Regions from separate parts of the Homo sapiens genome. Here regions 1 and 3 are each linked to region 2. Evidence: chromatin contacts called from ENCODE Hi-C data. All regions are on one chromosome and are shown on one strand. The core of a region is the stretch at or near the end of the contact, and the rest is flanking DNA. Distances in the headings are between cores, read along the strand shown. Region 1 holds the start of BIRC2 (baculoviral IAP repeat containing 2). Region 2 has its middle 52 kb from the start of CEP126. Region 3 overlaps YAP1 (Yes1 associated transcriptional regulator).

What was found. Hi-C counts contacts between places; a loop is a spot of excess contacts on that map. Pooled maps may share reads with other maps.
Region 1: a map of endothelial cell of umbilical vein shows a loop between it and region 2 (10-fold over the local background). The contact joins the promoter of BIRC2 here to the enhancer-like site in region 2. A Hi-C loop is called at or near these places in 3 of 168 maps with a recorded cell type or tissue (HCT116, PC-9 and endothelial cell of umbilical vein) and 5 of 50 pooled maps.
Region 3: a map of IMR-90 shows a loop between it and region 2 (3-fold over the local background). The contact joins two enhancer-like sites. A Hi-C loop is called at or near these places in 2 of 168 maps with a recorded cell type or tissue (IMR-90 and endothelial cell of umbilical vein) and 2 of 50 pooled maps.

Annotation. Positions count from the first base shown.
Region 1 is chr11:102,345,832-102,349,271 of GRCh38, reverse strand. BIRC2 (baculoviral IAP repeat containing 2) reads right to left here and starts at 2,058. Exons shown (of 9, transcript NM_001166.5): 1 at 1,896-2,058; 2 at 1-674. RefSeq lists an enhancer at 1,437-1,506.
Region 2 is chr11:101,861,112-101,864,343 of GRCh38, reverse strand. No RefSeq gene overlaps it. Among named protein-coding and RNA genes, the nearest start is that of CEP126, 52 kb to the left of the region's middle. Within about 2 kb of position 1,708, at least 5 of the 41 ENCODE cell types and tissues checked have a DNase peak (open chromatin) inside an H3K27ac peak, as active enhancers do; they include IMR-90, PC-9 and endothelial cell of umbilical vein, where a contact is called at or near this core.
Region 3 is chr11:102,224,936-102,228,591 of GRCh38, reverse strand. It overlaps YAP1 (Yes1 associated transcriptional regulator), which reads right to left. Exons shown (of 9, transcript NM_001130145.3): 8 at 1,011-1,123. Among named protein-coding and RNA genes, the nearest start is that of BIRC3, 91 kb to the left of the region's middle. Within about 2 kb of position 1,736, at least 7 of the 41 ENCODE cell types and tissues checked have a DNase peak (open chromatin) inside an H3K27ac peak, as active enhancers do; they include IMR-90 and endothelial cell of umbilical vein, where a contact is called at or near this core.

The DNA.
Region 1 (3,440 bases), core at 809-3,308, 480 kb before region 2:
AGCTTATCATCATAGTATTTACTTAAGTGGGCTAAATTACTTCAGCTGACAACTTTTGGGGGAAGTCAATACCCACAAGCTTTGTTGAACCTGTGCCTGCTATAGTGCTTGATGTCAAATGAATTTGGCTTAAAGTTCAAAAACTGTAAACTCTATCTTTGTTAAATATCATTTGTATTTGTTTCCATTTCCTGCAGCATCATGTTGACTTTCTTCCTAACTTTGTATACCACTATTATTCTTGATCAACTGAAGGTATTTTCTCCATAAACTTAGTTAGCCATAAAATTTCCACAGCACACTTTTTACACTGCATTTAAAAACTAAATAACCTGTTCATCATTTAAGGACTATTCAGCTATAATTATCAGTCATGTTGTAAACATTAATCAATTTATCACAAGATAAAACTTGTCCTTTCTAGTGTTATCAGAAACGCCTAACAAAATATTGTACTACCAAAAAAGTACTGCTTAGCATAAAGTATCAGTAATCAACTCTACTAGCCTTCTTTCTGAAAACTCTTCAATGTTTTAAAAATATAATTCATACACAAAATTACACTCCATAGAATTCAAACTATATCCCTTTATAAAGTTTCGAGATCTCCATAATGGGATTTATTACTGCAGGGGGACAAAATAGGGATAGGGAGATTCTTCAGGGTTGTAAATCTGAAAAGAAAAAACAAAAAGTATTTTAGAAAACTGTATGTGCATGCCAAATAGAACTTACATACTCTTCAATTTATTCAGTAAAGTCTAAGAATAATTCACACTTTAGATAATACATCTTAATTCCAGCAATTTGTCACAACTTTCTAAATGAAAAAGCTATTAATTAAAATAAGTAAATGCAACATACTCCCCATAGCACTAACTATACGTGTCTTTAAAACGCACAACTTCAGAGACAGATGGAAATTTTCACACAGGAAACATTTTGTCCTTGCTCTCCTCCCCTTTTCTGGCCTAAAGGTAACTCTGGCACTCTGCTGGAGGCAAAGGCACATTGGTTAAAAAGACAGACAGACACTCCACTACACCCTGTCAGCAGCAGTACAGCAGGAATTAAGACAGCAACGTTAGTTTGTAATATCAAGTCTCTCCACGACTAGGAAAACTGCAGTAAAATGCACCACGAGTTCATTAATATAAACTCTTAAACTCTGCCATTCCCTTACAATTTCAAAGCAACGACCACAGAAAGCAACTCGAAAACAAAACCTAACACAGTGGCCTGTGAAACAGTGGCTCCGGCACTACGACCACTGGCATGATTGCTTTAATTACACCCGGTCTTATATCCTATCTTTAAATGAAAGATTTTTATCTACGTGCACCGCACTGCTGCATTCTCTTTACGCAAATTGCAGCTGGGCAGGGGATAGGATGGAAGGGAAAAGAATAGAAACTATGGGATTTACCCAATAATTTCCCAGAGTTGCTTCTCACAATACACAACAGACGACTACTGGAATGACAGAGCGCAGTGGCAACTATGAAATATGAAATATCGCCGCCACCGAAATATCTTCGTTTCAATGTATTACATTAAAAGAACGCCGAGGGCTAAGTTTAAAACCTTGCAAAAACTGCGAGAAAACATCTTGGTCAAAGTCCAAGGGCCAGAAGAGTGGGCGGCGGCCAGAGGCTTGAAAACAAGTCATTTTAAAAATCGCTTTGACTGCAAGTCTCGAAGTTGGGGCTTCCGAATCCAATAAAACCTTGGCGAGAGTAGAAAGCAGAGAGCCCCCGGCGACCCTCGACCCTTGGCCGAAGGGCCTCAGGCCCCGTCCTTCCTCGTTCGCCGCCACATCAGGGAAGTGGGCCCCCGCGGGCCCTCGCGTCCCCACCCGCCCCACGCCGCCCGAGCCCGGAAGGAGCAGCACTCACCGCAGTGCGGGCGCAGCAAACACGGAAGCTGCGCGGCTGCCTAGAGGCCTCCGCAGAGCCGGGAATCAGCGGCGCCGACAAGGAGATACGGCCCGCTCGGCTCGGATCAGCCCGGGCGCTCCCGAAGCCCGCCGCCCCATCCGGGCTCACTCTGACGCACGATGACGTCAGCGCGCCCGGCCGAGGACCAGCGTTAGCCGCCGCGCGAGGGCGCCCGGGAGGCTGGGGCCGGAAAGCGGAACCGAGAGCGCTTTCCGCCGTGCGGCGATGAACCTCCGGGAAAGACGCTGGGAGGCCAGGATGCCCGGCGCAACTGGACGCTCATCGGGAGTCACGGGGTCGGCCCTCAGGGGAACGGGGACTATCCGTATCAACTCGGTGTTTGTTCGTTTTCTTCACCTTGCGGTTTGTGCCCTCTCCACATTTCCTCTCTGTGTCTACCATTCTCCTGGGGGACGTGGCAAACCGTGAGCCGCTGCGTTTGAGTTTTGGGAAACCCTGCGGAAACGCCCTGGCGCCGGTGGTTTTGCGCGTCCTACCCTGTGTCACCTCAGGGTTATGATCTGGCCCCTGGCAAGGCTCCCCAAGTGTGATGCCTCCCCCCGTCCAGATGACTGCATTTTGAGGATGGAGTCAGTCTGGTGGCATTTTTTGCTTAAGTAAACAATTGTAACCGTTTGTGTAGCATCAGCGTTCAACAGCTGCCTGTGCAAATCGAAAAAAGCGAAACTTTGGAAACTAGGAAGCATCAGATGAATAATTCTGAAGACTTGATGTCAACGGGAGTATCTTGTTTTTAAACTTTTGGTTTTCTGTTCTGGAGACAAACAGTTCATATGCACTAAAGAAAAAAGTGTCATTATTTCAGATGCTCATTGCCAGCAAAGAGAACTGTATTGCAAGTCAGGCTTCACTCCCAGTATTTTCTGAATGTTTCAATAAAATGAAATATATACGTCTGCCTGTGTATTGGTGTACATGCACATATAATTGTACATAAACCAGAGAGGAGCCCAATTTTTTTTAATGCTTAGGTAATAGAAAATTTGTAAATAAAAACCCTTGGCTTTTGCTAGTCATGGACCTTTTGTATCCCCCCGCCATACTCCCCCAATAGTGCCATAGACACAGTGTCGTGCAGTAAATGTTTGTGGTATGACAACCAACGAACGACTTTTGAAGTTGACGCTCTTTGCCCGTTGAATCCGATGCTTGCTTCTCTCTGGGGAACTCCAAGGGGCAAATATTTAAAAAACTTCCAAATAGCAAGCCACTTAATTAGGGAGCCGGGGGAATTCCAAGACCCTGAACCATTTCCCATTTCCTGTCTGTGTCATTTCTGCCTGCCAGTCAGTCACAGAACAGGAGGTCTACTGTTCCAATGTTAATAGTCAAAGAAAGTGAGTGTAACAGTTTGTAATACAGAGAAAAGAAATGCCATGGCTCCCAATGACTAAAAACTTCCAAAAATGCACCTGGGGCTTGGTAGTAGTTTAGTATTTAGTTCAAGTCACTATTTCTCGGAAGGTTTACAGAACATTCCTA
Region 2 (3,232 bases), core at 459-2,958:
CATTCCACCTTCTTCAGTGTATGACAGGCTGCTGGTTTTCACTGTGATTGTAGGTTATTGACTTTTGAGGCTGTGACTGAGCTGGGAGAGGAGATAGGAAAAGGGAAGTTATAAAACTATAAACCTATTTTTCTTACCAAGATTGAGCTTTTTTTTTGGTAAATAAATTATTCCCAGATTGTTGCAAGCCTTTGATTAATTTCTGTAGTTCTGCAACAGTTGATTCTGACAACTTTTTTGTTGGTCGGTATTCTTATTTCTTTTATAGATGAGAGGATTTTTGGATGAATCAGGTACAGTGGAAAAACACCTTGTAGAAGTTTTAATTCAATCTCCCAGTACGTTTTATCTTTGATATTAGTAGAATCAGGCTTTGTTAGAAATCAAATCTTACTAATTGCACTAAATAGGGGTTACATTATGAGTTAGAATATAATTATTACAAAATTCATAATAATTAAACTAGTTTTTTTTTAAAACTAATATGGCCTTTGCTCATATGCCAAATATTGTTATGGATTGGAACATAGATCAAGGGTCAAGTCTCATTTAATTTGAGATTAAAAATTTTGTGGGCAAAAACATGCCATGCTTTATACTAAAGGTTATACTGACATGGGATCTTAATGAACTTTAAGTGATTGTCATCTTTCCCTAACTGTTAAAATCCTAGTCAAGTTTAATGAGCTTCTATTATGACTAACTACATTCTTATTTCCTGCTGGAGAAGTGCCTCAATGTGGGAGAAGGGGCTCTCTGTATACTTTACAATCCCTCATCAGTTTGGTATGTTGATGGAGGAATCTTTTTGGAATAATAAAGGTCTACTGCTTTGGAAGTTTTAATCATCTGGGAATATGCTGGAACACAGTGTTGGTGACAAGTAGTATAAAAAACCTTGAGCTTCCAGAAGTCAGGGAGAAGCTCTGGGTTAAGCCTCCTGGTGAATTAGGCTGATAAATATTCATGGGTATAGGCAGAAACTTATTCTGGAGATTCTCAACAGGGATCCTGACAACTGATTACAGGCATAGAAACTGTGAACCCAAAGAAAGGAGGCAACTAGTTCTCCAAACTTTGCTTAGAATGATCTAGAGAGGGCTCCCGTTCTAGTGAGCACACCTTTAGAATTTATGGTTAGAAGTAAAAAATATGTGATGTAAGGACCCAAGACATGTACTCAGAAGTAACATCAAGTCACTAAGAAGGAAAATAGCAGCCTGGAAAGAACTGGACTAACAGCTACCGTTAAAGCAGGGCCTTGCTTGCATAGAGGCTAGCCAATTCACAGTGGCCTTGCATTCCATTCTGGAAATTGTCTGCTCTATTTAAGGTTGGGTTTTTTTTCGTAACTGAGAAAGGAAGGATGAGTCGCCCTAACTTTCCTTAATGCCTGAAACATTTGATCCCAAATTTTGCATGGATTTTCTCTTGAATGGCCATTGCTGATTGGAAATATCAATGGAATTCTTAGTAATTCCACTATCTTTGGGCTGCTCCCTAGTTTCCCAAGAAACAGCCTCACTGTACGAGCCTGCTACCTTGCTCTTGTACTACCACTCCACTTGCCTGTGCACTATACATATCTATTAATTGTCCCGTTTTATGCAATCTTCTCCTCTCTCTCTCTGCAATCTCCTCCCCTGACCCCAATAATCTCAGAACATCAGTATATTTAGCACAGATATCAGTCACTATTTCACTCCTGCTCCCTCCAGTGGCACTACAGTGGACCTGACAGTCTGTTTTCCCCCAGAGCCTGTTAAGTGATTCCATCCATGGGTGCTTGGCCTGTGATTGCATCACAAGCTGGATAACACTTGTTTTTCTTTTCTCTTGCACCCCCCTGGCTTGTCTTGTATCCTTCCTCATTCCTGTGTTCTTCTTAGGAACTTGTTTTTGCAGTAAAAATGCATCTTGAATGTAGAGTTACAGAAAAATTTGAGATTGGTGAGAAGTTTTCTTTGTGCTAACGGAGTTGCTTCTAATACTTGTCTAGGCTGTGTCTTTATTTGCTGTGGGGAAGTTATTTTACCAGTTGGAGTGGGGTTATGATGACATATTTACAAACACTGAAGTATGAGCCTGTGAAGGAGAGTCCATCCCAGGACATCATTAAGGGCTGGACGTATTAGGGGATGGATTTATTAGGGGTATCTCCTGGCAATGCCCCCATCCTCTTTGATAGGACCTCGCTGACAAAGCCTGACCCTTAGGGTGCATGTGTGTGCATAGACTGTAGTTTTCAATTTTCTGCTTGAAGGTGGCAGAAGGAATTCCAGTCATCATGAGATCATTGGTGTCTCTCTTCAGAGTTCATGGACAGTATTGCTAAAATAAATGCCCCATCTAGCTTAGATAAGCTTGGGTTTCTTTTTCTTATGAGACAGGGTCTTGTTTTGTCACCCAGGCTGGAGTTGAATTTGCTGAGACAAAAGATGCTGATGAAATGCAGTAGCTTTCTTAACATGAAAGCAAATCCATGTTGCAGCTTAATTTTCCCTCTATTAATTACTCAATGGAATACTACTCAGCCACTAAAAGGAATGAATTAATGGCATTTGCTGCAACCTGGATGGGGTTGGAGACTATTATTTTAAGTGAAGTAATTCAGAAATGGAAAACCAAACATCGTATATTCTCACTCATAAGTGAGAGACTTCTGCCATGATTGTAAGTTTCCTGAGGCCTCCTCAGAAGCTGAGGAGATGACAGTATCATGCTTCCTGTATAGCTTGCAGAGCTGAGCTGATTAAACCCTTTTTCTTTATAAATTACCTAGTCTCAGGCACTTCTTTATAGCATTGTGAGAATGACCTAATACACTATTGAATTGAGGGAGGCCATTTAATCTTTAGCATTTTTCACCAGCATTGTGCTATATAGAGAACAACTACTCTAGCACTTCATAGCTGTTGGCACACTCCTCTCCTATGTCTTGATGGGGAGAGTGTGCCTTCTGCATCCTTTAATAGGATATAGTTGAAGGTTGGTGGTGATTATCTGGTTGCTATGTGGTAAATACATACTAGAATTTCTATCTCGTGAAGTACTTAGTTGACAGAAATTCTTTGTTTACAGTATAGAGGCCAAAATCTAGCTTGGACCACCTTTGAGTTCAAGTTTTTATCAAATTAGATGAGAAACACAAAAGCAACTTCCAGCTGCTTCAGCTTTTATAGTTGAATCCATAATCTGGTAATTATACCCATATTACTAAATAAAGCTCGAG
Region 3 (3,656 bases), core at 487-2,986, 360 kb before region 2:
GTGATCTTGGCTCACTGCAACCTCCGCCTCCCGGGTTCAAATGATTCTCCTGCCTCAGTCTCCCGAGTAGCTGGGATTACAGGTGCATACCACCACATGTGGCTAATTTTTATATTTTTAGTAGAGACAGGGTTTCACCATGTTGGCCAGGCTGGTCTTGAACTTATGACCTCACGTGATCTGGCTACCTCGGCCTCCCAAAGTGCTGGGATTACAGGTTTAAGCCACCGCACCTGGCCTTCTGCAACTATTCTAACAAAGTAAGTGAGCCCCACCTCCTAGTCTTTCCCACCTGGTTTCCTGAGCCCCATAACACTTAAGGTGGACCAAAAACTCTTAGAGAAAAGATGAAGACAAACACTGAATTACATGTAGACATCTCTCAAAATTAAGGACACTAATCTATAAGGAGAGAGATGTTCTAACAGGGTTGTCAGTTTGTCCTGCCAATTAAGATCAACATGCTAACATAAGTCATGTTATCAGAGTTTTATTCAAATAGAGCTAATATATCCAATTTATGATTTTTTTTTTTTTTTTTTGAGAAGAGGTCTCATTCTGTCACCCAAACTGGAGTGCAGTGGTGTGATCACCGGGGCTCAATCCATCCTCCCACCTCAGCCTCCTGAGTAGCTGGGACTACAGGCATGTACCATGACAGCTGACTTATTTTTGTATGTTTTTTTATAGAGATGGGGTTTCACCATGTTGCCCAGACTGGTCTTGAACTCCTGGGCTCAAACAATACACCCACTTTGGCCTCCCAAAATGCTGGAATTAGAGGCATGAGCCACTGCACCCGGCCAATCCATGATATATATTTTTTTAAACTAGGAAAAGACAAGTTACAAATCACCGTATAGAGACAAAGCAGGATCAATTTAATTCAAATTTACAGGATTTTAATTGGTTTTCTTCTGAATCATCTTTGCTTACAATACCTTATGAGACCTGGTGATAACATATCCCACTGTTAAGTCAGGTTACTAAGAGGAATAAAGAATACCAACCTGTATCCATCTCATCCACACTGTTCAGGAAGTCATCTGGGGTTCGAGGGACACTGTAGCTGCTCATGCTTAGTCCACTGTCTGTACTCTCATCTCGAGAGTGATAGGTGCCACTACATAAACATGACAGTTAAAGACCAACACAAAAAATTTTAAAAATCAATTCAAGGTAAAAATAAACACCTGCTGAGCAGCAACATAATTCTCAAAGAGGATTAGTGAAAATTCCTGTCCTGCAATGTCTGAAACAAGCACCCTCCCTCAGGGCCATAGACAGGGCTTGTGCTATGAAGTGAAATAGACAAGTTAATCCTAATTGAAGCTGGCAGCTCTAAGGAACCAAGATTTCTCCTAAGGTTCTGTGCTTGGTGACAATAAGGGACAAAAAAAGATACCCCCAGTTAGTTTTCCTGGCTGACAGAAAATTCTCTGCATCAGTATTCTCCTCTCTGTAATATCATTTGAATCTGGGGGTGCGGAGGAACCCATACAACTTACTTGTCCCAAGGCCTCAATTCTCCAGGTGGTGGTGGCACAGAGACGTCACAACACAAACTCCAGGTGGGCGAGGAGACAGGTCTGCACTAGACTCAAGTTAAATTCCTAGCTATTGTGCAGAGAACATAAGCCAAGGAAAAATCAACCCCAAATAAACCACCAGAATTCCTTTTAGGACTGAGCCAAAATAGGTGAGTCACTGCCAATAAGATAAGAATACTCGTGGCTTGATCTCCTTGCTTCTGTGTTTGGGCGGGGGAGGAAAAAGCCTCAAACACTTCAGTACGAAACGAAACGGGAAATCATATAGCTCCAGTTAAAGAAAAGAGCAAAACAAAAAACTGCAAGGCACATCCCTTGAAAATAAAATGACCCAACACAGATTTTCACTTTAGACTAAGTAAGGTTTCCCAGATTTACATTAAAAGTATGGTAAATATCCATTACCCTGAGAAATAGAACACTTTCCTAAGCTAGTAGCATCTAGACATCAGCTGGCATTCCCTGAGTTCTACTAACTCTACAAAATCTTAGAGAAACGCATAAAATCAAGGCAGCTGTTATTCTTCAATGGTCTGTGTGAGTGTGAACTTCAACTTTCTCTACGGCTTGTACATTTAATAAGCAGCTATTTAACTTACATAAAAGTTAAAAAATAAAAACAAGTTTAACAATTGCTCAAGGCTAAAAGCTCAGTCAATACCCCAACTGCCTTCCCTAAATGATGCAATGCATTTGCCTTGTTCTCTCTCTCCCCTCATTCTATATACTGCCATCACTGGTTTACTCTAATGCTTCTGCCAGATTTTGCCAAGGCTCAAAAGCCTCACACAGATCCAAGAAAACACACATTTGCCTCTGAGACCATTGGTATACAATGCAGCCATATATGAGAAGGCCTCAGGATGTGGTTTGTTTGTATTTTGCCTGCCCTGATCTGGGACAAGAGCCTGGTCCTAGTCATCACTCTATTCGGCTGCTAAGCATGGGACACACATCAGACATTTTAGTCTATTACTGAATAACTGAACTTACAGAGTTGCGCAGAGTTCATTCCAAACCACAGGGGAAGCACATGGGCATTCCTGAGGACAGAGTTTACAGGGCCATTTTCCTGGTGAGGAACTGCTCCCTGCAGAACCCCACTTCCTACAGGCCCCACTCATTCAGTAAACATTCACTGAGCATCTGCTACTACATGACAGGCATTAGACTAGGCTTTGAGGATAAAGAGGTTAACAATCACCACCACCTACAAACAATGTTTTGTGAGAGGCTCACAACTTCAAGGAGGGAAATGAACAAATATACTAATGAATCATATTTAGGGGCTATATGAACTCAGATGTAAGCACAGTGCTTTCAGAACAAACAGGGAGCTTAGAAGTAAAGGGTAAAAGTTTCATGGAGGGGGACATCTGAGTGAGCTTTGAGGGTAAAAGTAAAAGGGAACTAAGGGAACTCAGCATTACTACTAAGAGTCAATGCCAAGGCAAGTTGGGGCAAAAAGTATTTAGAGCTTAAGGAATATACATAAATCAAATAGTAAACAAGGGAAAAACCATCAAGAGGTTTTTTTGTTTGTCTTTTTGTTTTTTGAGACCAAGTTTCACTCTTGTTGCCCAGGCTGGAGTGCAACGGCATGATCTCGGCTCACCGCAACCTCTGCCTCCCGGGTTCAAGCGATTCTCCTGCCTCAGCCTCCCGAGTAGCTGGGATTATAGGCATGCGTGACCATGCCCAACTAATTTTGTATTTTTAGTAAAGATGGGGTTTCGCCATGTTGGTCAGGCTGGTCTCGAACTCTTACCCCAGGTGGTGGTCCACTTGCCTTGGCCTCCCAAAGTGCTGGGATTACAGGCATGAGCCATCATGCCCAGCCAAGAGTTGTTTTTTTTTTTAAAGAAAAAAAAAGTCAAAGTCAGATGTATGTTATTATTAGAAACTGGGGGTACTGCAGAGAATGCATATACAATTCTGCCCTTAGATTAGTAACACTGATTATCTGCCACTCTGATCTTCCCAGAAAATAGAATCTCAAATTGTAGCCCAGCTCTCATCAAAAGTTTTAAGAAAAAAAATCTTCATAAGTGACTGTCAGAAGGATATGCAGCCTATCCATTTTTAAAATGGTCTAATTTTTATCCC